3 separate regions of the Homo sapiens genome follow, and regions 1 and 3 are each linked to region 2. A link is an interaction called in ENCODE POLR2A ChIA-PET data of the cell type or tissue named here. Cell type or tissue: Caco-2. All regions are shown on one strand. Links, peaks and the distances in the headings refer to the core of each region. The heading gives the core; the rest is flanking DNA. Region 1 holds the start of LOC124901196 (small nucleolar RNA U13). Region 2 overlaps CTNNA1 (catenin alpha 1). Region 3 has its middle 13 kb from the start of WNT8A.

Region 1 (10,028 bases), core at 726-8,725, 170 kb after region 2:
AGTGCAGTGGTGCGATCTTGGCTCACTGCAACCTCTGCCTCCCCAGGCTCAAGTGATCCTCCTACCTCAGTCTCCTGAGTACCTGGAACCACAGGTGTGCACCACCATACCCAACTAATTTTTGTATTTTTTGTAGAGATAAGTTTTGCCATGTTGCCCAGGCTGTTCTTAAACTCCCAGGCTCAAGTCATCATCCTCCCACCTCGGCCTCCCAAAGTGCTGGGATTTACAGGCGTGACCCAGTGTGCCCTGCTAAAACTATTTTCATAATAGTGTAAGATACGATTTGCCTTTTTCATTGTGTTGACATTTGCACTGATGGTGCAAAAGCAATGGTGGGTAAAACAGACTGCACCTCAAAACAAATCGAAGCAGTTGTGCTAACCTGTGCTAGTATTCATAGTACACTTCACTGCCATGCACATGCACTAAAAAAATTTCACGTTTACTTAGGAATGTTCTTCATCAAATGGTAAAGATTATTAATTTCTACTAAATCTCAATCCTTGGGTACTTTTTAAAAAATATTCTGCTGGGCGCAGTGTCTCATGCCTGTAATCCCAGCACTTTGAGAGGCCAAGGCAGGCAGATCACCTGAGGTTGGGAGTTCGAGAACAGCCTGACCAATATGGAGAAACCCTGTTTCTACTAAAAATACAATATCAGCCGGGTGTGGTGGCTCATGCCTGTAATCCCAGCTACTCAGGAGGCTGAGGCAGGAGAATCGCTTGAACCCGGGAGGAGGAAGTTGCAGTGAGCCAAGATCTCACCATTGCACTCCAGCCTGGGCGACAAGAGGGAAACTCCGTCTCAAATATATATATATATTCTGACGAAATAGGAAGTACACATAAAGCATTTCTGCTGTATCCCAAGTACAGTGATAGTCTCCAGGAAAAGCACTTCTGCAATTGTTTGAGTTTCAAGCAGAATTAGCCTCTTTTTTCATGGAGCACCATTTTGTTTTGTTCTGTTTTTGTGTGTGTGCGTGTGTGTGTGTGTTTGGTTGTTTTTGTTTTGTTTTGTTTTTTGAGGTTTTTCTTGTTTTGTTTTTGTTTTGAGACAGGTTCTCACTCTGTCACCCAGGCTGGAGTCCAGTGGTGTGATCTTGGCTCACTACACCCTCGACCTCCCATTCTCAAGCGATCCTCCCACCTTAGCCTCCTGAGTAGTTGATACTACAGGCACACACCATAACACCTGGCTAACTTTGTATATTTTTTGTAGAGACAGGGTCTCACTCTGTTTCCAGGCTGGTCTCTAACTCCTGGGCTCAAGTGATTCTACTGTCTCGGCCTCCCAAAGTGTTGGGGTTACAGGTGTGAGCCATGGCACCCAGCAAGGAGAATTATTTTTACTTGAAAATATAATGGAGAGACAAACTATGATTATTCAAATTTGAGTGTTTGGCAGATAGTTCCCCAAAAATGAACAAAGTAAGCTTATTACTTCAAGGGAAACAACTGACAGTATTTGTTGCCAATAATAAAATTCAAGCTTTCAAGTGAAAAATTAGAATTTTGGAACACTTATATCTGTCACCATGAACTTGAAAACTTCCGAATTCCTAAAGACTTCTTTGATGAGATTGATAGTGATATAATGAATGTGATTTTAAAGTATTGTATAATGAAATGCATCAGCATTTAGAAGCTATGTATAACTCAGTGGACCTATATTTTCCAAATGACTAATACACAATGTTACAAAATCTCTTCAAAGTTCAAGATAAACCAATGGATTTTAATGTAATAGAATAGGAATTGATTGACATGATTTTAGATTCCACATACCTTTACGAAACTACTATGTTTCCTCATTAATATAGTGGTGAGTAAAAAAGAAAAGAAGAAAAAACTGCTGTGTGTCAACTTTTGGTGTAGTGTCCAAGAAAAATATCCACAATTATCTGAAGACTAAAATATTCCTCACTTTTCTAACTCAGTGAGGCCAGATTTGTTTCATGTTATGGATTAAAGAGATATTTAGGAAATAACAGCATTGGCCAGGCACGGTGGCTCATGCCTGTAATCCCAGCAATTTGGGAGGTCGAGGCAGGCAGATCACTTGAGGCCAGTTCAACCAAAACAACATATTGAAACTGATTAGGCCAGATATGGTGGCTCAGACCTGTAATCCCAGTACTTTGGAGGCTGAGGTGGGTGAATCACTTGAGGTCAGGAGTTTGAGACCAGCCTGGCCAACATGGTGAAACCCTGTCTCTACTAAAAATACAAAAATGAGTCAGGTGTGGTGGTGCACACCTGTAATCCCAGCTACTTGGGAGGCTGAGGCAAGAGAATGGCTTGAACCAGGGAGGCAGAGGTTGCAGTGAGCTAAGATCACACCACACCACTGCATTCCAGCCTGGGTGACAGAGAAAGACTATCTCAAAAAAAAAAAGAAAAGAAAAGAAAAAAAGAAATGGATTAATTGTAATAAGAGAATAAGATAAGAGAATCCAGGTATTTTCTATTAAGCCAGTTATTAGAGATTTGTAAAAATGTAAAACATGCCAATTTTATCACTATTTTAGGGGGAAAATGTACTTTTTTCACCAAAATGTGTTAGTTATGTTAACACATTATGGTTTATTTTTGGTATTTTAAATTTAAATGGATTAATAAATATTCTTTCAACTTCTCAGGCTTTCTTTCTTTTTTTTTTTTTCACATCAGATGGGTAATGTGCCACCATCATAACAAGGTTTGAGGGAAGCACATCTCACACACAAGCATGAAAACCCAATCATCATGCTTATGAACTACAAAAGGATCCCAGTTTTCATTTTGAATACAGTAAATATCAATAGCAATAACCACATAAACAAAAGCTCTTGGAGACCTCAGTCATTTTTCAGAGTATAATGGAGTCCTGAGACCGAAAAATTTGAGAATCACTTATTTTTTTGCTTTGTTTCGTTTTTGAGACAGGTTTTGGCTCTATTGCTCAGGCTGGAGTGTAGTCATGCAATCTCAGCTCACTGCAACCTCTGTCTCCTGGACTCAAGCCATCCTCCCACTTCAGCCTCCTGAGTTGCTGGGACTACAGGAGTTCAGCACCACACCCAGCTAATTTTTGTATTTTTTAATAGAGACAGGATTTTGCCTTGCTGCCCAGACTGTCTCAAACTCGAGAATCACTGATTTTAAAATAGCCATCCACGAGGCATGGTGGCTCATGCCTGTAATCCCAGCACATTCTGGAGCCAAGGTGGGCCAATCACTTGAGGTCAGGAGTTCGAGACCAGCCTGGCCGACATGGTGAAACCCGATCTCTACTAAAAATACAAAAATTAGCCAGACGTGGTGGCATGTGCCTGTAGTCCCAGCTACTTGGGAGGCTGAGGCTAGAGAATTGCTTGAACCTGGGAGGTGGAGGTTGCAGTGAGCTGAGATCGCGCCACTGAACTCTAGCCTGGGCGACAGAGCGAGACTCCGACTCAAAAAAAATAAGAAAGAAAGAAAACAGCCATCCATTTGTTTTAAATGATTTATCATCTCCGTGGACAAACAGCTGGAATAAGAAATCTCTCCTAACTTGTAAGTATCTTGAGGGACAAGGAAACATTACAACTCACAAACACACGTGGTATTTTGGAGCTCTAGAGATGGACTCCATCAGTTCCAAAAAGGTTCCCACAGAAGCCTCCCATCAGAAAGCCTCCACCCTGTCCTCATCCCAAGCAATGGCTCAAACAATTCAGTGAAACTCAACATCTTTCTCAATCAATGCCACCCTCTCTTCTCACCAGCACATTCTACCTTTGATTTCTCAAGCTGAGATTGGTCAGGAGCAGGGCCACAGGAAGAGAGGATGAAGGGGGCAGATAGGGTCAGACCTGGCGTTCTAAAACACCAGCACATTCAATTTGTTGGGTATTTTGCATGAATTTCCTCTTGAGTTCACAGGCTCCTAACTCAGCAGAATTAAAATGGGATGAAGTAATTAGAGCAGCAGCCTGTGAGGATGTTTTGGGCCTGGCATGCATAGGAATGTGGGGCGGGGGAAAGAAAAGAGACAAGAGAGCCTTAAGGCAGAGATGAGAAAAGAAACGCACCCCAAGGGTCAGCTCCTTGGGAAAGACTCTCCCAGCTTCCCTAGGTCACTGGTCGGCAGCCCTCTCTTCAGCTCTGCTTCCTGAGAACCTACTCCTGGTCTGGCCCTTCACAATCAGGCTCCAACCTCCCTTTCTAGTACCTTTCAGGTACTTCCACCAGATGCCCATCACCTCTACCCATGCTAAACTCACCACCCTACCCCTACACCATGGTCCTTTCTTTTTTTTTTTTTCCAGGACGGGGTCTCGCTCTGTCACCAGGTTGGAGTGCAGTGGTACGATCTTGGCTCACTGCAGCCTCTGCCTCCTGGGTTCAAGCCATTCTCCTGTCTCAGCCTCTGGAGTAGCCCGGACTACAGGTGTGTGCCACCATGTGCAGCTAATTTTGTATTTTTAGCAGAGATGAGGTTTTACCATGTTGGCCAGGCTGGTCTTGAATTCCTGATCTCAGGAGTTTAACCATGTTGGCCAGGCTGGTCTCGAACTCCTGACCTTAAGCCTCCCAAAGTGCTGGGATTACAGGCGTGAGCCACTGCACCCAGCCTGCTTACACACTTACCTCTCCTATGAGACGATTAGTTCCCAGCCTCTGGATGTCACGCATGCATTGCATTCCCCTCCCTAAGCAAATCGCCACCTCATTATAAGACTTTCCCCCTTTGGTCCCCAGACTGACTCCTAAATTAGTTTAAACCCACAAGCTTTAAGTTATAAGCAGGGTGATGCAGACTTGTGGGTGTGTCATAGTTTGAGTTTAGGTGCTAATGGTATGTTGAGAGCATGCGTGTGACTATTTCAGGGATATAATTTGAAGTGATTGGTTTGTGGATTATTTGTGCCTGGGCCGTTGGAAACTCTGAGTACCTGGCTAATTTTGATAAAAGCTGGTGACCATATTCAGTTACCCTATAAAAGAGCCAGAGGCTCCTCCCTGGGGCAGCCTATTTGTGTTTCACCAGCTTTTCCCGCTGGGTCCCTCTGTAGAATTGCTGTCCTTCTCCAACGAGATGGGATGAACCCAGGTCTCTTGGGCCTGTAGACTCCTGGAACATCAGCCATCTCCTCTGTGGTGTCAGGGGGAGCAGCCCTTGTCTAGAAAGGAGATTGCTGAATCCCGAATCTCTCTTTGTTTATCTCTCTCTCTCTCTCTCTCTTTGTTTATCTCTCTCTCTCTCTCTCTTTCTCTCTCTGTCTCTCTCTTTGTGGCACTAAGATTTATTAGAATGTGCCTTAATACAGGCACTGGGGCTTGCCTATGGTGTTCTTGATGTGTAAAGCCCAGATGTTCTGCCAATTCTTCCTGAGCAATGATACCAGGAAGTTGACAGCCAGATGGACGTTGTACACAAGCTCATCATCTGTCATCTTGACACGACCAAGAGCCATGCCAGACAGAGCCCCTTCTTCACCTGGAACTTGATTGTGGACTTCCCCTCATCAACTTTGGCCACCATGTCTTCACTGTACATCAGCAGGGAAGGGAACCTGCCTTCCTTATTTAGGCCTGGGCCCAGGATTTGTGGGATCTGCTTGATCAGAGACCCTGAGGCCAGAAAGGCATCATACTTGTTGAGCAGCTTCTTGTTCCTGTCGAGTTTCTTCAGCACCTCGATGTCCACGTAGGAGATACCCACAGGCTTGGCCTCAACCCTGTGCTGCTGGTCCCCCAGGACACACGTGGAGAACCTGGGGCGGCGAGTGGACTTCAGATGACAGTGCCCAAGAAGCGTTCATCCTTCTGAGGGTCAGAGTTCTTCAAGCTGATCTGTAGCTCCACTGTTCCCAAAAGTTTCTGGCACTTGCACTGGTTCCTGTCCAGGACTTCCCGCACTGCCTCCTACAGGGTCTCAAGAGGCTGCTGCTCTTGGTGTCTTGTGCAGGGATAACAAGAAAAGAGTTAATCCTGCCTCTCTTGAGGCCTGGGGCTCTCCCATTTCCTCCCTTCTGAGTCTAAGGAGAGTGGGGAGTGGCATGAGAGCCTGCATTTGTCATGTCTGGTAAATCCATGTTCCCTGTATAAGGTCCACTTTATTAGATGAGAAAGGGTCACTCTTAGTCCAACTTTGGTTTTGTTTGTTGTTGTTTTTTTGTTTTGTTTTGTTTGAGACAGAGTCTCGCTCTGTTTCCCAGGCTATTGTGTAGTGGCGCCATCTCGGCTCACTGCATCTTCCGCCTCCTAGGCTCAAGTAATTCTCCTGCCTCAGCCTCCCAAGTAGCTGGGACTACAGGCATGTGCCACCACGCCCGGCTAATTTTTTTGTAGTTTTAGTAGAGATGGGGTTTCACCATTTCACCGTGTTGCCCAGGCTGGTCTCAAACTGCTGACCTCAAGTAATCCACCTGCCTCGGCCTCCCAAAGTGTTGGGATTACAGCCGTGCCCCGCCTTAATCCCACTTTTGAAATGAGGAAATGAATCTTTAACCAGTAACAACACTTAATACACACACACGTACTTTTTGTGGTGTGACAAAAGATTGCTTAATTTTCATTTTGGCGAGCAAGGAAATAAACAAACAAATCAGTGATGACTACCATCTACTATCAACATGTTTTGAGGAAAGAATGTACATAAGAATATAACTTCAAACTAAAGAGAAAAGATCTTATATTGAATACATTTAATTTTATTTAAAGACTCACTACATTGTCTCTTGCTTTTTCTCATTTCATCATGATAGTGAAATGGACCAGTGAATACCCTAGCATGGAGTCTGGGAAGAACATAACTAGTCCATGATCTCCTCTAAGCATGGAATGGTATTTGTTCATTTATGTATTCGCAGGACCTAACTCAGACCTAACTCACAGCACTCACTACATCTTTGTGGAAGAAAGGAAGGGAAGAAGAGAGAAAAGAATTCCTCATTTGAGGACCAGGATAGGAGATAGCTATTAAGCCCTACTGGACTTGGGACCCTGGAACAATTGCCTCCACCAAATTCTACTCTGTGACCTCTTTTTTAGGGGTGGGGGATGGGAGACAGAGTTTCACTCTTGTCACCCAGGCTGGAGTACAATGGCATGATCTCAGCTCACTGCAACCTCCGCCTTCCGGGTTCAGGCTATTCTCCTGCCTCAGCCTCCCAGGTAGCTGGGATTACAGGCACGCACCAACAAGCCCGGCTAATTTTTGTATTTTTAGTAGAAACGGGGTTTCACCATGTTGGCCAGGCTGGTCTCGAACTCCTGACCTCAGGTGATCCACCCACCTAAACCTCCCAAAGTGCTGGGATTACAGGCATAAGCCACTGCACCCAGGCCTGTATTGTGGTTTCTATCCCTGTCACCCCTACAAGACTGTGGTTCTTGAAGGACAGGTACCACGATTTTTTCTGTTCTTACATCTCCAGTGTGTGACACCAGTTGTGAATAAATGACTGGAAGGAAAAAAACCCAGGGAACCAACCAACTAACGTCCTTTTTCTCTGGGCAGTTCAGAATCAGAGGCAACTATGGATTAAGGGACTACAATTAAGTTCTGTGAAAGTTGTCAAGATTAAAATAAAGTCACTAATGTTAAGAAAACCCTGGCTGGGCGCAGTGGGTCACACCTGTAATCCCAGCACTTTGGGAGGCTGAGGTGGGCGGATCACGAGGTCAGGAGATTGAGACCATCCTGGCTAACCCAGTGAAACCCCGTCTCTACTAAAAATACAAAAAATTAGCCAGGCATGGTGGCACACACCTGTAGTCCCAGCTACTTGGGAGGCTGAGGCAGGAGAATTGCTTGAACCTGGGAGGCAGAGGCTGCAGTGAGCTGAGATTGCACCACTACTCTCCAGCCTGGGCAACAGAGCGAGACTCCATCTCAAAAAAAAAAAGAAAAAGAAAAAAAGAAAACCCTGACAAATAGAATCAGGGCAGGCCATGAAGAGAGGGTTTTCATGCTTGTATGCCTGATTTAAAAAAAAAAAAAATCACAAAAGACGTAAAACCCACAACCTTGCATGAAGGCCTTCACAACATTTCATAAAAAAATACTTCTGCAAGGACATCTGCCCAGCAACTGCCTGTCCAAGCTCAGACTGGCATCACCCTTAATATTGATCTTTAAAGCCAAGGATAATTATTTTTAAATAATTATGGAATCTTCTTAATTTTTCCTTTAAAAGCCTTTATCAGGTTGGGCACAGTGGCTCACATCTGTAATCCCAGCACTTTGGGAGATCGAGGCGTGCAGATTGCTTGAGTTCAGAAGTTTGAAACCAGCCTGGGCAACATGATGAAACCCCATCTCTACATAAAATATAAAAATTAGCCAGGCATGGTGGTACACGCCTATAGTCCCAGCTACTCGAGAGGCTGAGGTGGGAGGATTGCTTGAGCCTGGGAGGCAGAGGCTGCAGTGAGCCGAGATCGTATCACTGCACTCCAGCCTGGGCAACAGAGCCAGACCGTGTATCAAAAAAAAAAAAAAAAAAAAAAAAAGGGCCGGGCACGGTGGCTCACACCTGTAATCCCAACACTTTGGGAGGCCACGGCAGGCGGATCACCTGAGGTTGAGAGTTCAAGACCAGCCTGACCAACATGGAGAAACCCCGTCTATACTAAAAATACAAAACATTATCTGGCGTGGTCACGCATGCCTGTAATCCCAGCTACTCGGGAGGCTGAGGCAGGAAAATCACTTGAACATAGGAGGCAGAAGTTGCAGTGACCTGAGATTACACCATTGCACGCCAGCCTGGGTGACAGAGCGAGACTCCATCTAAAAAAAAAAAAAAAGAAAGACTTTGCCTTCCTTCACTCAAACAGTTTACTATGGCATGCATTTTCATATTCCCATTACAATGCTCTATTCCAAAATAAAGACCTTTTCTTTTAGAGAGCCTCTCTGATCGTTATTTAGGTTGACAGTTCCTTCTCACATAGGGTATAAAAAGTGGTTTGAGACTACTCCAGTCCCTCACCAAAACACCAGCGCAGATTTCATAGCCTTTAATGTCTGAGGCAGTGCCGAGGCTGGGCAAGGAAAATTCAAGTGTCCTTTCATCCACAAAGTCACTAACACAAACCCATTCACCCTCGCCTTGAAGCCACTAATGCCAAGAGCACCAACAGGAGCCTTAGTGCTCAGGAAAGAGAAAGAGGGCCTGGGCCGAGGGTGTCAGATTCAGGGTTTTGTTGAAACCGAAGTTGTAGCTGGAGAGTAATCTGGATGTGTTGATCCCTCCTACGCGCTCGCCAAATATAAAATGTGGGAAAACATATGATCTTGGCCATGAAACTGTCCTTGCCTATGGTCTTTTTCTGCTTGTTCCTAATTGCTATTATAATTTTAATGAGTCACCCTTCATCAATTCCACGTTCCATATCTTTCAGCTGTTATACTAAAAAAGTAGGGTGGGCAGGAAGTTGAGGCTGCAGTGCGCCATGATCGTGCCACCGCACTCCAGCCTGGGTGACAGAGCAAGACCCTGTCTCTAAAAAGAAAAAAGAAAAAAAAAGTGGAGCAGGATGTGCTTGTTGACACATAACTTTTATGTAACTTGGGCATGCTCAGATTCGTCTGACCCAGGCTCCACCTGCCTTCTGACAGATTAGCTCTAAAGGAGTTCAGAAAATGCCACCCCAAAATATGCTGCTTTGGGCCTCAAAGTGAGGACACCTGGGAAACAGCAAATGCAGGGAGAGGCTTTCTCTGAACTTCATCTGCCTAAGGACAGATTCTCCAAGAAGAACTCCATTGTCATGAGTCCCGTCCCCAGAAATCTCATCAACTAGGGAAGATTAACCAGGAGAGGAAACTAGAGGCCCACTTCATACCCAGACCATCTCATGATGTCACCTGTTCTTCTGAGGGCCCATTCATCTTTCCCCAAAATCATTTACAGTCCCCTAAGTTGCCTATATCTCCCCTCACATCCCCCCTATGAAGGGGGCATATAAATGTTAACATCTCACTGGGTTTGGAGATACTCACTTTTCTTTCATGCGATGCCCCTATGCACGTAATACAGACCTTGG
Region 2 (10,028 bases), core at 894-8,893:
CGCCACCATGCCTGGCTAATTTTTCTATTCTTTTTTTTTCAATAGAGACAGGGTTTCTCCATGTTGGTCAGGCTGGTCTCGAACTCCTGACCTCAGGTGATCTGCCTGCCTTGGCCTCCCAAAGTGCTGGGATTACAGGTGTGAGCCACTGCACCTGGCCTTCTGCTGCACTTTTTAATGGCATTTGGGAACCCTTCTCTTGGTCAGCAGAAGCTGCTTCCCCTGTTATCTTGACATTTTTAAAGCCACATCTCTCTTAAAGTATCAAACCATCCCTTGCTGGCATTAAATTCTTCAACTCTAGATCTTTCACCTCCCTTTTGCTTTAAATTGTCATATAATGACTTTGCTTTTTCTCGAATCTTACTAGTCTATAGGTATGCCTTTCTTATAGCAGCCCTGCACCCACACAGAAGCTGCATTTTATCTTGTGTTGACAAGATAAAATTATTTTCATAAAAAGTGCAGGGGTTTTCATGCTTGCTGCTGTAGCAGCTACAGCTTCATGGATTTTCTTTTTTTACAGTGGTCTGCTGAATTCATTTATCAGGAGTTCAAAACCAGCCTGGCCAACATGGCAAAACCCCGTCTCTACTAAAAATACTAAATTTAGCTGGGTGTGGTGGCGAGCACTTGTAATCCCAGCTACTGGAGAGGCTGAGACACGAGAATCGATTGAACCCAGGAGGCAGAGGTTGCAGTGAGCCGAGATGGCACCACTGCACTCCAGACTGGGCGACAGAGCAAGACTCTGTCTCTAAATACACACATACACACACACATACATACATACATACATACATACATACATACATCTACATCTACTCTAATTTATTTTAGCTCACAGCCCTAATGACAAATCCTTAATTTCATGGCTAACATAAAGTATTAGTAATGAAAAAATACATCAGAAACACACTGTATAATGGGTTAAAATATTCACACTTTCTCCATCAGCAAAACTATAAACAAGTATATAAATAAGCCCCCAGCTAAAAATGAGGTCCTCAAACTTCTGAATGGTCATCCTTACAAAAAAAAAAAAAATGACACTAAGACTAACTTGAGATGTTTAATAAGTTTCATTTCAAAATTAAATGTAAAAAGAACCCATGCTCAAAACCTTGCTTAAAAAAATTGTAAAAAGGAATCAACAACTTTTTTTTCCTCCATCTCTCATGTCTCTTAAAAGAACTCTAAAAATAAAAAAAGATGGCCAGGTATGGTGGTCACGCCTGTAATCCCAGCACTTTGGAAGGCCGAGGTGGGTGGATCACCTGAAGTCAGGAGTTCGAGACCAGTCTGACCAACATGGCAAAACCCCATCTCTACTAAAAGTACAAAATTAGCCAGGCGTGGTGGCACATGCCTGTAATCCCACCTACTCAGGAGGCAGAGGCAGGAGAATTGCCTGAACCCGGAAGGCAGAGGTTGCAGTGAACCGAGGTCACGCCATTGCACTCCAGCCTGGGCAACAAGAGCGAAACTCTGTCTAAAAAAACAAAATGTGGCAGAAGGCTGGGCACGATGGCTCAGCACTTTGGGAGGCTGAGGGTAGGGGATTACTTGAGATCAGAGGTTCAAGACCAGAACTACTAAAAAATAATAATACAAAAATTAGCCAGGCACAGTGGCCTGGGTGACAGAGTAAGACTCCATCTCAAAAAAAATTTTTTTTAATAAAAAAAATTAAAAATTTAAAAAGATACCTGTTAGTTTAAATTTATAAGATATCAAAAGTGCTCTCTGCACACAAAAGGGCAAACTGGGGAAACTGAGGTAGACAGGAACTATATCCAAGATCGCACGGTTGTAAAACCTGACTTTGTCCCAGCTGTTTCCAGTCAACTACACTACATCTACTAACAAAGGAGATGAAACTTAAGAGAGCTCAATACTACTGTACCATCTGCCATGAAATAAAATCTGTCATCCCCTGATGTTCTCTCCTGAGCTGGGAATAAAATAAGTTCCTCTGGAGTTTAAAACAAAGACAATGGGCAATTATAAAGTAAACAAACAAACAAAAAAACCCACAATTCTTTATTAGGAGAAGACAAAATCAAGAAGTTTTTGAAGCATCAAATATCATGAGTAAATTCCCCTGAAAGCAACCAAACTTTATAAAGTTACGGGGAAAGGATAGGCTTGGAAAATATTTGGGTGATGGATAAAAAAAACAAAAGGCTTGTTTGTTTTAACCTGAACCTGTTACATTGCTCCTTTAAAACAAAGAATGCTATGAAGTAATGTTAATGAATATAACTACTTCTCTCCCAGAACACTACTTGGTGTAGATGAAATAAGGTATTGGAACTGGGTCTAAATCCAGCTTCGATATTTGGCAGCTGTGTTACTTTGGGTTGTTTTATCTCTAGCTGTTTTCTTTTCTGTAAAATGAGTACACATCTCCCATACCTTACTCAGTTGTTTTGAAAATTAAATGAAATAATATATGCAAAGCTCAACAAATACTTCTGTGCCCCCTTCTATTTTTCCATCTACTTTTTCCAGTTTTTAAACCTATTTAGAACATGTCATTATCCACACACCAGCTGTTTCTTACCTTTTTAGAAATAAAGTCATGATACCAAGTTTCCTAAAGGACAGAGGAAATGTTAGCTTTTAATTTTAAATGCTGAAGCTGTAAAGGATGAGGGGAGCTTCCTTCACTCCACTGTCTATAGTGCAGAAAGTAGTAATAATTGTTCCTTTTGTGCTAATAGCTACAACCAAAGCTTGCTGTGCCTTACGTTTTTCCAACTGCTTTTTTTAAATTTTTTTTTTAGCAGTTTTTTTGTTTTGTTTTGTTTCATTTTGTTTTAAAGAAGTTCTCAAGTCAAGCTGGGATTCCTTCCAGTTCTCAGGAACTGGTCATCTTCCTCATCTATCCCATTTACAGTGTCACATCCCAAAATTCTACAGTATACTACAAAAGAAAGGTTCCCAACCACAACGTAATGGCTCAGAAATCCAGCTATGGAAACATCTCTACTGCCTGTAAAAGTCCTCCAAAAACCTCAATAAATAGGGCAAAGTTATATCTCCTTCCCCAAAATAATACTAAGGATACTTTTAAATAGCTTCTTCACCAGAACCTTTCTACCTTTAAGGTCCAGAAAAAATATTTTTGCCAGCCCAGTAGAGAAACACAGCTTATCTTCGATAAATTATACAATCTGCCCCCACCCAGGTATCTTCATTAATGGAAATGATTTTCATTTCCACTTTAAATAGCAGATATATAACAATCTGTACTGCACAGTGAGAATGGAGATCACAATGTGTTTATGTCCTGGGAAAGGGATGGGATGGTAAACACTACAACCAACACATACCAAAATATCGACAGAGCTTAATCATAAGGTGGTACAGCCTGATGGGTGATTGTTTATTGTTTATTTTTACTTTCTATAGTGAATATACTTTTATATAAAAAAAGTTTTTAAATGATAAAAATGCCAATATCTTTAGTTTGTGTGTATGATAATAAAACTCAGGCTTCAAATTTTCTTTTTTCTGAAGTATAAAAATCCCATGGCTGCTAGTTCATGCAAAAATGAAAAAGTAAAACTTGCACATATTACAAAATCTTTCTGTAAAAGCTTATAAAGTCAGCTAACTAGAGGGGTTTTATCCAAAATAAGAGTAAGCCAAGTGGTAAAATAAATGGGTATCTGTAGCCCCAATCTCATTTTTAAAATTTTCTGTAGAGTTGCTGCAGGGAAGAAGATTCAATGGTTACACAGACCTTAGGTAGGCATTTCTTAAACAGAACATTTTACAGGAGCATATTGTTTGTTATCAACTGCCAAATCCAAAAGAGAAAAGAGATTTTAAAGACATCCACCTGAATATGCTTCTGCAAACCAGCAAAAACAGCCCTGCGCTAAAATGACAAAAGCTTCCAGGAGAAGAGTTAGACACCATCAACTATCTTAAACATGTTCAAATTACTCATTTCAGGATCAGTTTCATGAGCATACTTGGAATTCCAACTCTCCCTTCTCCCACTGATTTCCCAGATAACCTTGCTCAAGTAACTTTGTTCTCTTTATCTCAAAATGATTTTAACTATCTAAAACCTTTTATTTCTTCTCAGATACCTACTACTTTTTTTTTTTTTTTTGAGACGGAGTCTCGCTCAGTCGCTCAGGCTGGAGTGCAGTGGCGCGATCTAGGCTCACTGCAAGCTCCACCTCCCGGGTTCACGCCATTCTCCTGCCTTAGCCTCCCCAGTAGCTGGGACTACAGGTGCCCGCCACCGCGCCTGGCTAATTTTTTGTATTTTTAGTAGAGATGGGGTTTCACCGTGGTCTCGATCTCCTGACCTCATTATCCGCCTGCCTTGGCCTCCCAAAGTGCTGGGATTACAGGCATGAGCCACCGCACCCAGCCGATACATACTTCTTAACAATAGGAGCCTTCAGTCTTTAAAGTAAAAAACTAGGATTGTAACTATTTATTAATACTATACTCCTTTGAAAATGTGAAAAGTGAATAAAACTCTTGACATAACAGTATTAAAGAGAAGTCTTTAGTTTGCTGGTATAAAATAATGTTCTTAAATCATATTACTCTCTAGAGGATAGTGTTCAGCCATTAAAAATTATGTTGTAGAAGAATACTTAATATTACAGAAAGATGTTCAGGATCCATTAAATGAAAAAAAGCAAATGACATAATCAAACCCAACATATCTCTACCCACGTGAGCATATTCACAGAAGACAAACTGGAAAGCATTTAGGACAAAAATGTTAACCATTAGTTTCATCTCTAGGATACAAAATTGTAAGTTTTCATTTTTTTTCTTTTTGCTCTTACTATCAAAACACATGTTCACTGCAGAAAATTAACGCTCATTTTAAAACCGTTTTTAATTCTACCCAGGGAGTAGAACTAGAGGAAGAAAAAAAAAAGAGAGAAAGTAACCAACATCACAGGCAAGCCTATAATAAAACTGCCCTGTACTTAACAGCTTGGCATCTTTTTACACAGTGTTTTACAGAGTAAAAAACATCCAGCCCTGGATTTAATGAATGCCCAAAACTTCCCTACCATGAGATTCCTAACTCTTGAAAGTTACTTTTTGGTGCTTTAGCTCCAAAACCTACTGATAAACCTACTTTATACCAAATTCTCTTAAATACATCTGATTTGATTAAGGGATCTCACCAACAAGTGATAGCTTTTTTCTTTTTTCTTTTTTTTTTCTGAGACAGAGTCTCGCTGTCGCCCAGGCTGGAGTGCCGTGGCACAATCTCGGCTCACTGCAATCTCCGCCTCCTGAGTTCAAGCAATTCTCCTGCCTCAGCCTCCAGAGTAGCTGGGATTACAGATGTGCGCCAACACGCCCAGCTAATTTTTATATTTTTAGTAGACGGGGTCTCACCATGTTGGTCAGGCTGGTCTCAAACCCCTGACCTCGTGATCCACCCACCTCGGCCTCCCAAAGTGCTGGGATTACAGGCATGAGCCACCATGACTGGCCAGCTCTTTTTTTTTTTTTTTTTTTTTTTGAGAGTCTCACTCCTTCACCTAGGGTGGTGGTGGTGTGCAGTGGCGCAACCTTGGCTTATTGCAAGCTTCACCTCCCGAGTTCAAGTGATTCTCCCACCTCAGCCACTTGAGTAGATGGGGCTACAGGTGAGTGCTACCACATCTGGCTAATTTTTGTATTTTCAGTAGAGACAGAGTTTCACCATGTTGGTCAGGCTGGTCTCGAACTCCTGACCTCAGGTGATCTACCTGCCTCAGCCTCCCAAAGTGCTGGAATTACAGGCGTGGGCCTGATAACTATTTTCATCTGTTATTCCACCAACTTTCATTTTACAACATAATAAAATAACAGGACCAAGACTTCACAAAATTATCTCCTAACTTCAAGATAATCCAAAGTTAATATATGTTTCCTACCCCATCCCATCTCCATGTCCCACCACTCCCACCCAGCCAAATTTTAATTCATTTTCTATGATCTGGTAATAAAATGTTTTCCACACTTGTCAATATAGATGCAAATTGGCAATACAGATGCAAAGAATAATAGACTTCATAACACAGCCCTTATAAGAAGGAACCAAATGGTAGTATATATTTGGCATAACCCACGTGCCCTATGACATGAGGATGATCCTGAATAACACACTTTAATCTTCTCAATCAAGCCTTCCATTTATCAAGGAGGGATATTTGGTAAAAACAGACCCCTAGATGATATCCCTGTAAGTACAGATAAACTGAGAATAACTCAAAGAATCCCTGACAGATGCCTTAAGAGAACTTTCTGGGATGCAGTTGTTTTTTTGTTTTTTTTTTAAATCCACACAACTGTTTATCTTTTGAAAGAAAAGAGGCCAGGCCCAGTGGCTCATGCCTGTAATCCCAGCACTTTGGGAGGCCAAGGCAGGCCGATCACCTGAGGTCAGGAGTTCAAGACCAGCCTGGCCAACATGCCAAAACCCTGTCTCTACTAAAAATACAAAATTAGCCAGGCATGGTGGCGGGTGCTGGCAATCCCAGCTACTTGGGAGGCTGAGGCAGGAGAATCACTTGAACCCGGGAGGCGGAGGTTGCAGTGAGCCGAGATTGCACCACTGCACTTCAGCCTGGGCGACAGAGCAAGACTCCGTCTTAAAAAAAAAAAAAAAAAAAAAAATCAACCCAGGAAATAAACATTTAATATGAAGTTATTTAAATACTATAAGCCCATCTGAATCAGAGCAAGCCTAGAAAACCTCTTAACTTCCCCCCCTTCCCCATCCCCTGAGGGTAAGGAAAGAAGCTTTGAAATTTCTTTTTCCAGTTGACAGACAGAATGGATTTAAAAAAAAGTTAAAATAAAGTAACACACATATTCATGTTCTCATTTTCCTTACTAATTCAAGTGTGCCCTGCTGCTATTCAGAAACACTCCAAAGAGAGGCACTTACTTCCTGATTACACATTCAAATAAATGCATAACATGCATTTCAACTTGGAATCACTTTCTTAAGAAATTAACTAGTAGAAATCATGTTACTGCAACATCATGGTTGAAGTCATGCCAAAACTAAAATTTTAATACCTAAAATAACTTCCTCAGCTACACTGACTGTACAAATATATTAAGGCAGTAATATTACCCACTGTAACTCATAAATATTATTATCCTGGTTAGTGTTATTTATTTTTGTGAGCTTAACAGGACAGACTTTTTAATAAAAGGGGAAAAAATGAACCACTTCAAAATGACATTAGAATGTAATAACTTCACTCTTCTTTCCTCAATTCCAAGCTGGCTACAGCAGAACACAAGTCTCTGCAAAGCAGCATATGCTCACACAAGGGTAGTGATCCAGAAGCAGACAGCATCCTTGAAACATCCCAAGTCAAAGAAAATATAGCCTCTGCCCTAAAGACTTATAGTTTAAGTCAGGCAGACAACTTTAAGACATAAAATTCCCAGATGACAACCAGCTAATGATTTTTCAGAATTTATATTTTGCTTTTCCTGCTCAAGTTAAATGAAGAACAAGAAAAAATGGATTAAATGGTGAGACTGAAGGAATGGGGTCAATAACAATTTTTAAATTAATTACAGTCTTCAGGAACATCTGAAAGGTATGAATTGGAGTGGGAGCACTTCTAACAAAAGACCAAGCCACAATGGGATCACATGAAAAGAGACATCCACAAAAATAAGAGGAGAAAACAGGATGAAAATTCTAAGACAACAAGGGGAAAAGGTAAGATAACAAATGAGAAGCCAGAACTCAAAGGAAGACTATGAGAAAAAAATCAGCTGATTTCTTGCTAGTTTTAATAAAGTTATTGTACTAATCTGAAAAGCTAATTAACTTAACTTTAATCTTTTTCAAAATGTTGAATGTTTCCCAGCTACTGCTCTTCCAGAGCATCATTAACACTTTTTGAAATCCATACTCAACATTCCAAAGTAGGAACACTTGTCATTTTTCTCTTGTGAAAAATTAAAGAGCCCATATGTGAGATCAAGCTCATGATCTCAACCCGATTAAAACCACACTAACCAGATCAGACAAATTAAAATGCAATCTCTCTCACACACACCCACACAATGCTCTTCAAAGCTATGTTTTAAGTCTTCACATCATGAACCCAGCAAACCCAGATTCCATTCTGCCTCCTGTCTACGTCTCAAACTCTACTTAAAACAGTCACTGATACGTGCTTTGTCCTAATCACAGCTGTCTTTTAACATCTATCTTCCAGGCTGCCTATAGTAGATGTGGGTACATCAGTCTGAAGCTGTCAACATCTGCACTGGACAGGAGACCAATTTTCGCCTCCTTCAATCTTGACTCTAGTCAGTTGCCAGGGAGAAAATCATGCCTCAAGAGCCTGACAGCTTGTGCTCAATAACCTTTTGTCAGGGATGAAATACATTATTTTTCTGAAAATTGCCTTGCCAAGATTCACAGTGAACTATGTATATATACACATACACATACATGTGTGTACACATTTTTTCTCCCTATATACAAATTATTCAAGCTGTACCAAGGAAGATGGCATCTATGTCCTTAGCTTCACTACACAGTTATACACAATTACTGAGATAAATAAAAGAATGTCTCTCCATTAACATCAATTAAGAACTCTCATTTTCCATCCTTTCTTTATAACAATGCCCTAAGAGACCCTCAGTTTTATATGACTGGGTAATTTCATGCTTTAAAGATTTAAAAAAAGCTGAGAATGAGTGCAGCACACCAACATAGTACACGTATACATATGTAACAAACCTGCATGCTGTGCACATGTACCCTAGAACTTAAAGTATAATAAAAAATAAAAATTTAAAAAAACAAGAACAGCTACAATGAACAGTAATTGCCTCTCTAAAAAAAAAAAAAAAAAAAAGCTGAGAAAACAAGTACCATTAGAGTATGCTCACAAATCAACTATAGGTACTAAGATTACCCAGATGCTTGCAAACTCACAGATGTTAACTATTGTGTTAGCAGACAATAAATACTCCTTTCTTGTTCTAAAACTAACAAGACCCTTTTTTTTTTTTTTTTTTTTTTTTTTTGAGACGGAGTCTTGCTCTGTCTCCAGACTGGAGCACAGCGGTGCAATCTCAGCTCACTGCAACCTCTGCCTTCCGGGCTCAAGCAATTCCCCTGCCTCAGCCTCCCAAGTAGCTGGGACTACAGGCACGTGCCACCACGCCTGGCTAATTTTTTGTATTTTAGTAGAGACGGGGTTTCACCATGTTGGCCAGGAGGGTCTTCATCTCCTGACCTCGTGATCTGCCCGCCTCGGCCTCCCAAAGTGCTGGGATTACAGACATGAGCCACCGCACCCGGCCGACATTTTTTACATAAAAGATGATTTATGTAATGATTGAGATTTAGTACTTAACAACACTGACTGCTTTCAGTAAGTTGAGATCTTCTACTCAAGGAAAATGCATTCGCAGTATCAAAGTTTGCCTGAAATGGAATGACCTGAAAGCCAAAACCTAAAAAGAAACGTTTCAAAGAAATCTTAAGACAAATCTGTCTAAACATAAATAGATATGAAAGGGGAAAAAACTGTAAGCCAAACATTAAGATGTCTGCTTTTTATTTATGGACAGGAATATTTAGTAAAAGAACTTACTCTATCTTCACCTTCTGGCCATCTGGGGGACAAAGGATGTATAGTTGTCACTATAAAATGTTTTTTCAGCACTGAAGAAGAGGCTGCAGTGAATTACCCAGAGGTTTTCACAGTGTTTGCCATGAGAATAACAACACATACATGAGAGGTGACTGGCTGTGGTTAGTGGTACGATAGTCACAAAATGAAGGTCAAACCAAATGGCAGGCAGTAAGTCACTAGACTTAGCTACAATCAATCCTTGCTCTGTTCAGCAGCACTCAATCACCTTTTCCCAGACTACCATAATCTTGTCCTACCATTAAAACCAAAATTGCAGACACACACAATCATTTCTTGATTTTCTACTCCAAGGTAATTTAACCTCTGCTATGCCATTAGATTAGTAAAGAGAAATCT
Region 3 (10,028 bases), core at 1,982-9,981, 700 kb after region 2:
TGATTCTCCTGCCTCAGCCTCCCAAATAGCTGGGATTACAAGCACACAGCATCACGCCTGGCTCATTTTTGTATTTTTAGTAGAGAAGGGGTTTCATCATTTTGGCCAGGCTGGTCTTGGACTCGGACTCCTGGCCTTAAGTGATCCACCCACCTTAGCCTCCCAAAGTGCTGAGATTACAGGTGTGAGCCACCACACCTGGCCAAAATGGAACTCTTAATTCTCATCTTCCTGTTAGTCCTAATCTGGTTTTCTCTCATTTCACCTATGTCCATAATTGGTAACACCTGCCACTCAAGTTACTAAAGTTGGAAAGACTGGGAGTCATCTAGCTTCCTCACCTTCTCTCAACCACCATATCTAATCTATCAGCAATTGCATTGATTCTTCCTCATTTTTTTTTTTAAGACCGAGCCTTGCTCTTGTCACCTAGGTTGGAGTGCAGTGGCACGTTCTCAGCTCACTGCAACCTCCGCCTCCCAGGTTCAAGTGATTCTCCTGCCTCAGCCTCCTGAGTAGCTGGGATTACAGGCGCACACCACCACACCCAGCTAATTTTTGTATTTTTAGTAGAGATGGGGTTTCGCCATGTTGGCCAGGCTGGTCTCGAACTCCTGACCTCATGATCTGCCTACCTCGGTCTACCAAAGTGCTGGAATTACAGGTGTGAGCCACCACACCTGGCTGATTCTTCCTCTTTTTAACGTACTGCTCACCTTCCTTCTCTCTGCTCCCTCTGTTCCTATCCTAGTTCAAGCCACCATTAGCTCTTGCCTGAACTAATACAATTGCCTTTTCTTCAGGGTTCCACTCTTGCCCCTTCCAGTCCATTTTCATATAACATCTAGTATGGGTTTTTTTATGGCTTTTTTTGTGTATGTGTTGTTTGGGTTTTGAGACAGAATCTCATTCTGTCATCCAGGCTGCTGGAGTATAGTAGCACGATCTCGGCTCCCTGCAACCTCCACCTCCCAGCCAAGTGATTTTTGTGCCTCAGCCTCCCAAGTAGATGGGACTACAGGCACATGCTACCATGCCCAGGTATTTTTTTTTTTTTTTTTTAAGTAGAGATAGGGTTTCATTAAGTTGGCTAGACTTGTCTCAAGCTCCTGGCCACAAAAGATCCACTGCCTTGGCTTCCTAAAGTGCTAAATTATCTTCCTTGATTTTCTGAAAATTAAATTGTATCAATAGTCGCATAAGATTGCAGGAATAGGCCAGGCACGGTGGCTCATGCCTGTAATCCCAGCACTTTGGGAGGCCGAGGCGGGTGGATCACGAGGTCTGGAGTTTGAGACCAGACTGGCCAACATAGTGAAACCCCCTCTCTACTAAAAATACAAAAAAAATTAGCTGGGCATGGTGGCTGGCGCCTGTAGTCCCAGCTACTTGGGAGGCTGAGGCAGGAGAATCGCTTGAACCCAGGAGGTGGAGGTTGCAGTGAGCTGAGATTGTGCCACTGCACTCCAGGCTGGGCAACAGACTGAGATTCCCTCTCACAAAAATATAATAATAATAATAAAATAAGACAAGAAAGAAATGCCATAGAATTTAGATTTTATTCTCTAGTGACTTGAAGTTTTTGTTTTGCTTTGTTTTTTGATCAGGTGAATAATGAATTGAATGTGATGAATTAGTAAAGTAAATATGGTAGTAATGTGTTAGGTGGAGAGTTGAAAAGTAGAATATCAGTTCTTGGTTCAAAATTCAGATACAAGGTATGATCTTAGCACAGTGTGGAAGCAAAGGTAATAGAGGGAAGGGATAGATTTGGAGGACGAACCAAAGGAAGAAGACTAAATGTGAAAAGTTGAGCAAAGGGAGGAGTCAGGAACGACTCAGAAAAGTAAGCCTCAGTTACTCCAAGTTTCATTAGCTCACTGATGGAAACATAGAAGTCATGAGAGAAAATCAGTTGTGACATCCAACTAGAACGGCCAGTCAAGCATTAGAGCTGCAATGCCTAGAGCTCACACAGAGATGGAAATTTAGGAGTCATCAGCACAGAAATAAGACTGGAATTTGAGAATAGATAAGTTCTCCACGGTGAGAGCAGAGAAAAAAGTGGACCCCAACCTGAACCTGAGGGTGATGTTCATATTAAGGATCAAGAAAGAAGAGTAGCTCGAAAGAATTGTCTGAAACGCAGGAGGATTTATAGCCAGTGGTCACTGATGCACTTAGAGAGAACTATGTCTGTAGGATAGAGGGAGAGGGATACAGAAGACAAGCAATTAAAGGTAGGTAATGAGGCCGGGCACGGTGGCTCACACCTGTAATCCCAGCACTTTGGGAGGCTGAGGTGGGTGGATCAGTTGAGGTCAGGAGTTCGAGACCAGCCTGACCAACATGGTGAAACCTTGTTTCTACTAAAAAAAAAATACAAAATTAGTCGGGCGTGGTGGTGTGTGCCTGTAATCCCAGCTACTTGGGAGGCAGAGGCAGGAAAATAACTTGAACCCAGGAGGCAGAGGTTGTAGTGAGTCAAGATTGCACCATTGCACTCCAGCCTGGGCAACAAAGGTGAAACTCCATTTGGAAAAAAAAAAAAAAAAAAAAAAAAAAGATGGGTAATGAAATCAGAACCCTGGTTATGGGTTCCATACTTAAGAGATTAGGTGGTGAAAGAAATAAAATATGAGTTTGGAAAGACAGCAGGTCAAAAAGAGTTCTTTTTCTTCTCTCTCTCTCTCTTTTTTTTTTTTTTTTTTTTTTTTTTGAGACAGGGTCTTATTCTGTTGCCCAGGTTGGAGTGCTGTGGCATGATCACAGCTCACTGTAGCCTTGACCTTCTGGGCTCAATCCTCCTGCCTCAGCCTCCTGAGTAGCTGGTACTACAGGCACACACCACCACACTTGGCTAATTTTTTTTTTTTTTTTTTTTGAGATGGAGTCTTACTCTGTCACCCAGGCTGGAGTGCAGTGGCGCAATCTTCGCTCACTGCAATCTCCGCCTCCGGCATTCAAGCAATTCTCTGCCTCAGCCTCCCGAGCAGCTGGGGACTACAGGCGCCCGCCACCATGCCTGGCTAATTTTTGTATTTTTAGTAGAGATGGGGTTTCACCATCTTGGCCAGGCTGGTCTTGAACTCCTGACCTTGTGACCCACCCGCCTCGGCCTCCCAAATTGCTGGGATTATAGGCGTGAGCCACCATGCTCGACCTTCTTGGCTAATTTTTGTGTTTTTTGTAGAGATAAAGTTTTGCTGTGTTGCCCAGGCTAGTCTCAAACTCTTGGGTTCAAGCAATCTGCCCACCCTGGCCTCCCAAAGTGCTGGGTTTACAGATGTGAGCCATTGTGCTGGGCCCTTCTATCTCTTTTTTATTTTATTTATTTATTTTTGTTGTTGTTGTTGTTGTTGTAATTTTGAGATGGAGTCTCGCTCTATCACCTAGTCTGGAGTGCAGTGGCGTGATCTTGGCTCACTGCAACCTCCGCCTCCCGGGTTCAAGCGATTCTCCTGCCTCAGCCTCTTGAGTATCTGGGACAACAGGTATGTCCCACCAGGCTGGGCAAATTTTTTTTTTTTTTTTTTGAGACGGAGTATCGCTCTGTCACCCAGGCTGGAGTGAAGTGGCACAATCTCGGCTCACTGCAACCTCCGCCTCCTGGGTCCAAGAGATTCTCCTGCCTCAGCCTCCCAAGTAGCTGGGATTACAGCTGCCTGCCTAAGTTTTGTATTTTTAGTAGAGATAGGATTTCACTGTGTTGGCCAGCCTGGTCTTGAACTCCTGACCTCAGGTTATCCACCCACCTTGGCCTCATGAAGTGCTGGGATGACAGGCGTGAGCCACCGCGCCCAGCCTTCTCTCTTTTTTATTGGTGAGTCCCTGGGATATCTGAAGACAGGAATGTGGCCAATGCCAGGAGACAGAGTGGTATAAATTAAGGGGATCTTCTAGAGGGGATTCCAGAGGGAGACGACAGTGGTTAAGGTGACTCTAGGTTAGAAAATGTCAAGGTAGCCGGGTGCGGTGGCTCACGCCTATAATCTCAGCACTTTGGGAGGCTGAGGCGGGAGGATAACCTGAGGTCGGGAGTTTGAGACCAGCCTGGCCAACATGGAGAAACCCCGTCTCTACTAAAAATACAAAATTAGCCAGGCGCGGTGGCACATGCCTGTAATCCCAGCAACTTGGGAGGCTGAGGCAGTAGAATCGCTTGAACCCGGGAGGTGGAGGTTTCGGTGAGCCGAGATCTTGCCATTGCACTCCAACCTAGGCAACAAAAGCGAAAATCCGCCTCAGAAAAGAAAAGAAAGGAAAAGGGAAAGGGAAAGGAAAGGACAAAGAAAAGGAAAAGAAAAGAGAAAAAGTCAAGGTACCCTTAATGAGTGATCAGAAGGGTGAGGAAGTCTCCAGGAGTAGTGAAATTACTGAACATAGTCCAACCTAAGTAGACAATTGAGCAAAGTCAGGAGGATAAAAGACTAACTGACACATTGTGGTCAGTGCTGAGGATGTGGGGCTGTAACAACAGCTTTTCGTGAACACAGTAAGGAGCTACCATTGGAAGAACTAGGATAGATGAAACTGAGAGCAGGCTACACCTGGAGGAAGGCAGAGAAAGCAGAGGTCTGGGGGACTCTGGAGTCGGGCATATCCAGATTCCAAAAGAGAAAATAAGGCACTATGCCAGGCCAGACCCTCACTGATAAAGGAGGGCTAGATGGCAGATGAGTCAGACAACAGCAGCTTAGAGGTAAGGTGGGCAGGAGAACAATGCTCCATTTGTAAATCTCAGGTACTCAGTTGTGAATCATGGGATTGGATGCCCTGATTGTCAGTTTCCTGTTCTTGTCCCCACACCACCACAAGCCCCAGCACAGGAGGACTCTAATGAGGCCACTCTGCTGGCCCAATCCCAGTGGACAGAGCAGGGAATCAATGTTATTTTGTCGGGATGGAAGGGGTTAGAAATGAACTTTGGGGCTGGGTGTGGTGGTTCACGCCTGTAATCCAAGCACTTTGAGAGGCTGAGGCAGGAGGATCACTTGAGCCCAGGAGTTCGAGACCAGCTGGGGCAACATAGTGAGACCTAATCGCTACAGAACATTAAAAATAAAATTTTACCTGGGCATGGTGGTGTATGCCTACAGTCTCAGCTACTTAGGAGGCTGAGGTGGGAGGATCCCTTGAGCCCGGAAGCTTGAGGTTGCAGTCAGCCATGATCATGCCACTGTACTCCAGCCTGGGCAACAGAGTGAGAACCTGTCTCAAAAACAAAAAAAGAAAGAAATGAACTTTGGCCATGGAGAAATGCAAGTGGGGCAATCAGAGCTCTGTGAGACCAAGAATAAATAGATTCTTCAGACACATGAGGGAAAGAGGTGAAGGCAGTTGAGGCTTGAAAAGGATGTCTGACTCATACCCCACCTAACTCCTCACAGAAACTCAAGTTCATGTATCTGAAGACAGTCTGGGAAAAAGAGACAACTGGTGAAAAACTGAAGTAATTGGCTTATTTCTTTTGGCGAATGGGTCTGTTTGAAGGCCTCAAATCCATAATATGAAGTCCTAGGAGACGCCAGTTTAAGATGTAATAGTATTAATTCAGGGTAGACGTGAGCAAATGCTCTGGTAAGCACTTTGTCCTGGGTAGGGAAGGACTGGCTTTCCCCTTCCTGACAGTCTTTCAAAACAGGATGTACAGTGTGTGCCTCTTTTTTTTTGGCTTTAGGAGCTCTCCTGTTAAGAAGCAGGTGGCTGAATTAAGTGATCTCTTATAGACTGCAAGAAGCCGATGGCAATTAAATGACAAGGGACCTTCTCAAGATCACTGAGTCCCATCACAGATATGCATGGGTACCTGAGAGTCTGAGAGGAATGTGGGAATGAGTTTGGGTACCTGGTGCACCACTGGGCCTTCCCCACCCACTTCCTACCCACATCCTCACTTCCCCTGCCCATCGTTTCACTGGTCGCTTGCTGACCAAGTGTAGTGGGAGGCCTCCCAGACGCCTGGCCTAATTCCTTCAGTTCTTTCCTTGGATCATCACATATCCTTTTCCTGATGATGCTCCATGAGAAGGGCAGCCTAGCAGGGCAGGCAGAGCACCAACCTTGGAGGCTGTCCAGGGCCCTGGAGTCTACTCTTTGCTCCTCTGCGATCTCACGTGCTGATAGGGGCAGGATACTTTCCTCCTCCAGGCTCTGCTTGCCTTCAGTGGTAGGGAATGCTGCAGGATTGGGTGGTTTAGAGCTCTATTCCTACCCAAAGGTCTTTAACCTCTTCTAGAAGCCTTTGATCTGGCCCTTGCTTTCATTTTCCCCCAATCTGAACATCTTTATCTAGGTCCAGGGTCACTGCCTTTTGTCATCAATAGGATTATGAGTAGTTTGTGATGTGGGGCTAGAAACGTTCGTTTTTCTCTGAAGCCTGTTTTTCCTTTCTCTATCTTCTAAAATAAACAGCCCTCCTTTGACATTCCCTCTTGAAACTTTGACCTGTAATGTAGACCATAATGGTTAGTTTTTTCTTTGGGTACCCCCTGGAGAACCAGGATTCTGCCCCCACAAATCAGCAGGAGCCAGGCTTTCTGCTTTATCATTCTAAGGAAGGCCTTTGCAAATCAAAAGTTAGGTTTCTTCATTCTGGAGAAAGGCTGAGAAATATGATTCCCTTGCTTGGTGAAGAGGGAGGAGAGGACACCTTTCATTGCATATGAATGGTAGTCATTCTACAAAACTGTCATGATGGTTAAGAATGTGGCCAGGGATCCCTGGACTGCTATAGTGTAAGTGGTGTAAAAGAAAGAGTATGGATTTATGAGGCAGTAGTAGCCTGAATTTAAATTCACCTCCCTGCATTTAATTTTAGGTTGGGGTGCTTAACCTCTCTCTGAGCCAGTTTCCTCAGTAGTTGGAAAGGAATAATTGTAACTCTTTAATTGGATTGGCCTGAGGATTGAAGGAGACGATATCTGTTAAGCACCTGACATTTAGTAGGTGATCAATTACTTCCTTTCCACTCTAGTTTCCCTAACCACTTACTCACCTGCCAGCAAGCCTGAGTAGATTGGCAGTGAACCAAAGGAGACCCGGGGAACAGGACTCAGGGTTTTCTTAGGAGCTCCTAATTCTGCCCACATCAGAGAGCAGATGGGAAGGAAAAGAAGGAAGAAAAGAAAAAGACAAAAGAGATAAAGATTTGTAGGGGTCTGGCAAGCATAAGCATATTTATTTTCTTTCTTTCCTTCCTTCTCTTTTTCTCTTTTTCTTTCTTGTTTTAAAACTTTTTTTTTTTTTTTTTTGAGACAGGATCTCATTCTGTCACCCAGGCTGGAGTGCAGTGGTGTGATCACAGCTCACTGCAGCTTCGACCTCCCAGGCTCAGTGGATCCCGCTACCTCAGCCTCTGGAGTAGTTGTGACTACAGGTGCATGCCACCATGCCTGGCTAACTTTTTGGTATTTTTTGTAGAGAAGGGGTTTTGCCATGTTGCCCAGGCTGGTCTCTAACTCCTGGACTCAAGTGATCTGCCTGCCTCGGCCTCCCAAAGTGTTGGGATTACAGGTGTGAGCCACCACACTTGGCCTCTTTTTCTTTCTTTCCTCTTTTTTTTTTTTTTTTGTTGTTGTTGTAGAGATCGAGTCTCGCTGTGTTACCCAGGCTGGTCTCAAACTTCCTGGCCTCAAGTGATTCTCCCGCCTTGGCCTCCCAAAAGCATATTTTCCTTTTAATCTAGACTGAGCAAATACAGAATTCCATTGTCCAGGCGAAGTGATGCTGTGCTTGGATTTACTGAACTAGGGGAATAGGCTCATGGACAGGTTTCCCTCATTGAATTGATCACTTTTTCAGCAGGTTTACAAGATCCATCATCAGATCGTGGCCAATCTGCCTGTCTTGGGCCCTTAATCTATGGAAACGGGGTTTTACTGTTCTGTCACCTTAATGATAGCCAGCTTGTTAAGGATGAACCAAAAGGGAAGGGATATAGGGCTGTAACTGACAAATCTGAATGAGGCTGTGTTGCCTTGGAATGAATCCTTGGCAGGAAGGCGATGGATGTAGAGAAATCCAAATTCCTGTTGTTTCTGGCACAGGGTCCATGTGGGAAGATTGGTTGGTGTGACTGATAGCTCTGAAGGTAAGATGGATGAGGGTGGGAAAGGCTTGGAAGGAGAAGAGACTAGGAGACTATGAGTTTTTTGGGGCAGCAGACAAACTTCAAGGAATTCCCATTGCCTGAGATTTCTTGGTGAAAACCTCTGATATAAGCCCGCAGTAAACAAAAGGCTTGTTCTCCTGGAATGACCTTTTGAACAGGGCAGCAGGGATGGTTTTGCTTCTGAAAATCCCTGCCAAGATTATTGGGGTATGTCAGTAAGGTCCTGGGGAAGATGTCAAAGCCTCAGGTGCCTGGGTTCTTTGGATGGAGATTCAGTTAGGAATCTAGTGTGGGGGGGGGAAATCTAGTGTGTTCATTTCTCTAGCACAGGGTCGCAACTCAGGTTTCGGGTGGGACGCTTTGACATCTATATTTATTGAGGGTTTAACCTCTGTGCTAGATAATTTTATTTTTGCTTTTTCTCTGAGCCTCAGGGAAATAATCTTCTTTTGGTTGCCTATTTCCATTCCTCCTTCCATGACCACCAAGCAGCACACACCACACACATTTTCTTTCTCTGTCACTACTGCAGTGTGCTTTTTAACTTTCCATTGAAGGAGAGACAGAGAGGAAATCTGTCATTTCCTTGACATAGGCTTCGCTTTTATGTATCTGTCCTTATATCTATTCTCTGACATCTGTGGTAGTTTTAAATGTTTCTCTTGAGATGCCAGCTTCCTTCATGAACATTTCACCTTCCTTTTCACTAAAAAACAAGATTGGTTATTCCTTTTTGGCATTAAAATAAATAACACATTAATTCTTTCTGATGACAAAAAATATTTATTGTAGGCAAACGTAAAAATACAGAAAAACACAAAAGGAAAACAAACCACTCTATTTTGGTATCACATAGTGGCAAATATTTGCACATTGCCACAAAAACAAAATTGGATTCATCCTGAACATGCCATTTTGCAATCAACTTTGTTCAGTTAATTCTATCATGCGTGCTTTCCATATTACTAAGTATTTCTCAAGAATATTTTAGTGGCTAATAGTCTACTGTAAGGTTATGATTTACTTGTTTATCCTACTTTGAACACTTAAATTGTTTTCTAATTTAAAACAATAAGCTAGGGTTTTTTTCCCATTTTTGGTGATCATTTTTGCTTTTTATTCAACATATTCAAAATATCTCCTCCAGGCAGGGTGCAAGCCTGTGCAGACAGCAGAGATTCCCAAGGCTGAGATATTCAGATTTAGGAAACCAGCGGCTAAGCTCCCAGGGCTCTCCTTATGGGAAACTACCCCTCCTCCAAAGATTACCATTGGAAGATGTGGAAGTGCAAATGCAGGTAGGTAGAATCCACAACTCTTTTTGTCTCTTGCCCTGGGGCCCAGGTCTTGGTGTACAGACACCCCAGGATGCCCAAGTTAAGAGGGCAAACACACTTTGAATATGGCCCAAGTTCAAAGGGCTTCCTTACTCCCCAAGTTACCTAGGTTGCATTAAAATAACACTTTCTAATTCTGGGAGTCTGTATTGTTTTCCTGTTGACCAGTGTCTGGGTCTCAATTTTTTGTTACCTGCCAAACACTGAAATCAAGGGAGTTGCATATTTCTAGTTTCTCCTTTATCCTGGTGGATTATTGGGATACAGAAGAAGGGTTTCTTATTCCCTTTTTGATCTTAAGGTTTCCAAAGGGAGTAATAGAAGTCCCAGCTGGATATATCTTAGAAGCATTTATGGCAAAATACAGTTGAGTTCTCAATCTGGGAAAACAACAGAAGAGTCCCCAGCTCTCTGAGGAGCATCGCTCTTGTGGGACCTTGTCTGGGTAGGTCATAGTCACCTGTCCACTGACTGCCATGATTGCCTTTCCATGGCTCCAGAGACGGTTTATGAGCTGCAAAAACCCCCAGGTTATACTGGGTGCTGGTTTCCCCAGGCGTGGGTGGGAAGAATTTATT

What was found. Peaks named below come from ENCODE experiments on the same cell type or tissue, not always from the same donor. Only the 100,000 strongest peaks of a DNase experiment are listed, where the experiment ranks them.
Region 1: POLR2A ChIA-PET joins it to region 2 with 5 read pairs; 2 of 35 experiments call an interaction of 5 or more read pairs at or near these places.
Region 3: POLR2A ChIA-PET joins it to region 2 with 5 read pairs; 1 of 35 experiments calls an interaction of 5 or more read pairs at or near these places.

What each region holds. Positions count from the first base shown.
Region 1 is chr5:138,616,227-138,626,254 of GRCh38, reverse strand. LOC124901196 (small nucleolar RNA U13) reads right to left here and starts at 2,776; the gene lies at 2,673-2,776. It also overlaps the pseudogene RPL10AP10. In Caco-2, for the core only: no CTCF peak of the experiment used is centred there; no DNase peak of the experiment used is centred there.
Region 2 is chr5:138,790,645-138,800,672 of GRCh38, reverse strand. The region is part of intron 3 of CTNNA1 (catenin alpha 1); the gene reads right to left. Among named protein-coding and RNA genes, the nearest start is that of CTNNA1-AS1, 42 kb to the right of the region's middle. In Caco-2, for the core only: no CTCF peak of the experiment used is centred there; a DNase peak (open chromatin) is centred at 4,172.
Region 3 is chr5:138,091,893-138,101,920 of GRCh38, reverse strand. It overlaps a transcript of WNT8A not described here. Among named protein-coding and RNA genes, the nearest start is that of WNT8A, 13 kb to the right of the region's middle. RefSeq lists a silencer at 457-649 and an enhancer at 6,163-7,095. In Caco-2, for the core only: no CTCF peak of the experiment used is centred there; a DNase peak (open chromatin) is centred at 6,170.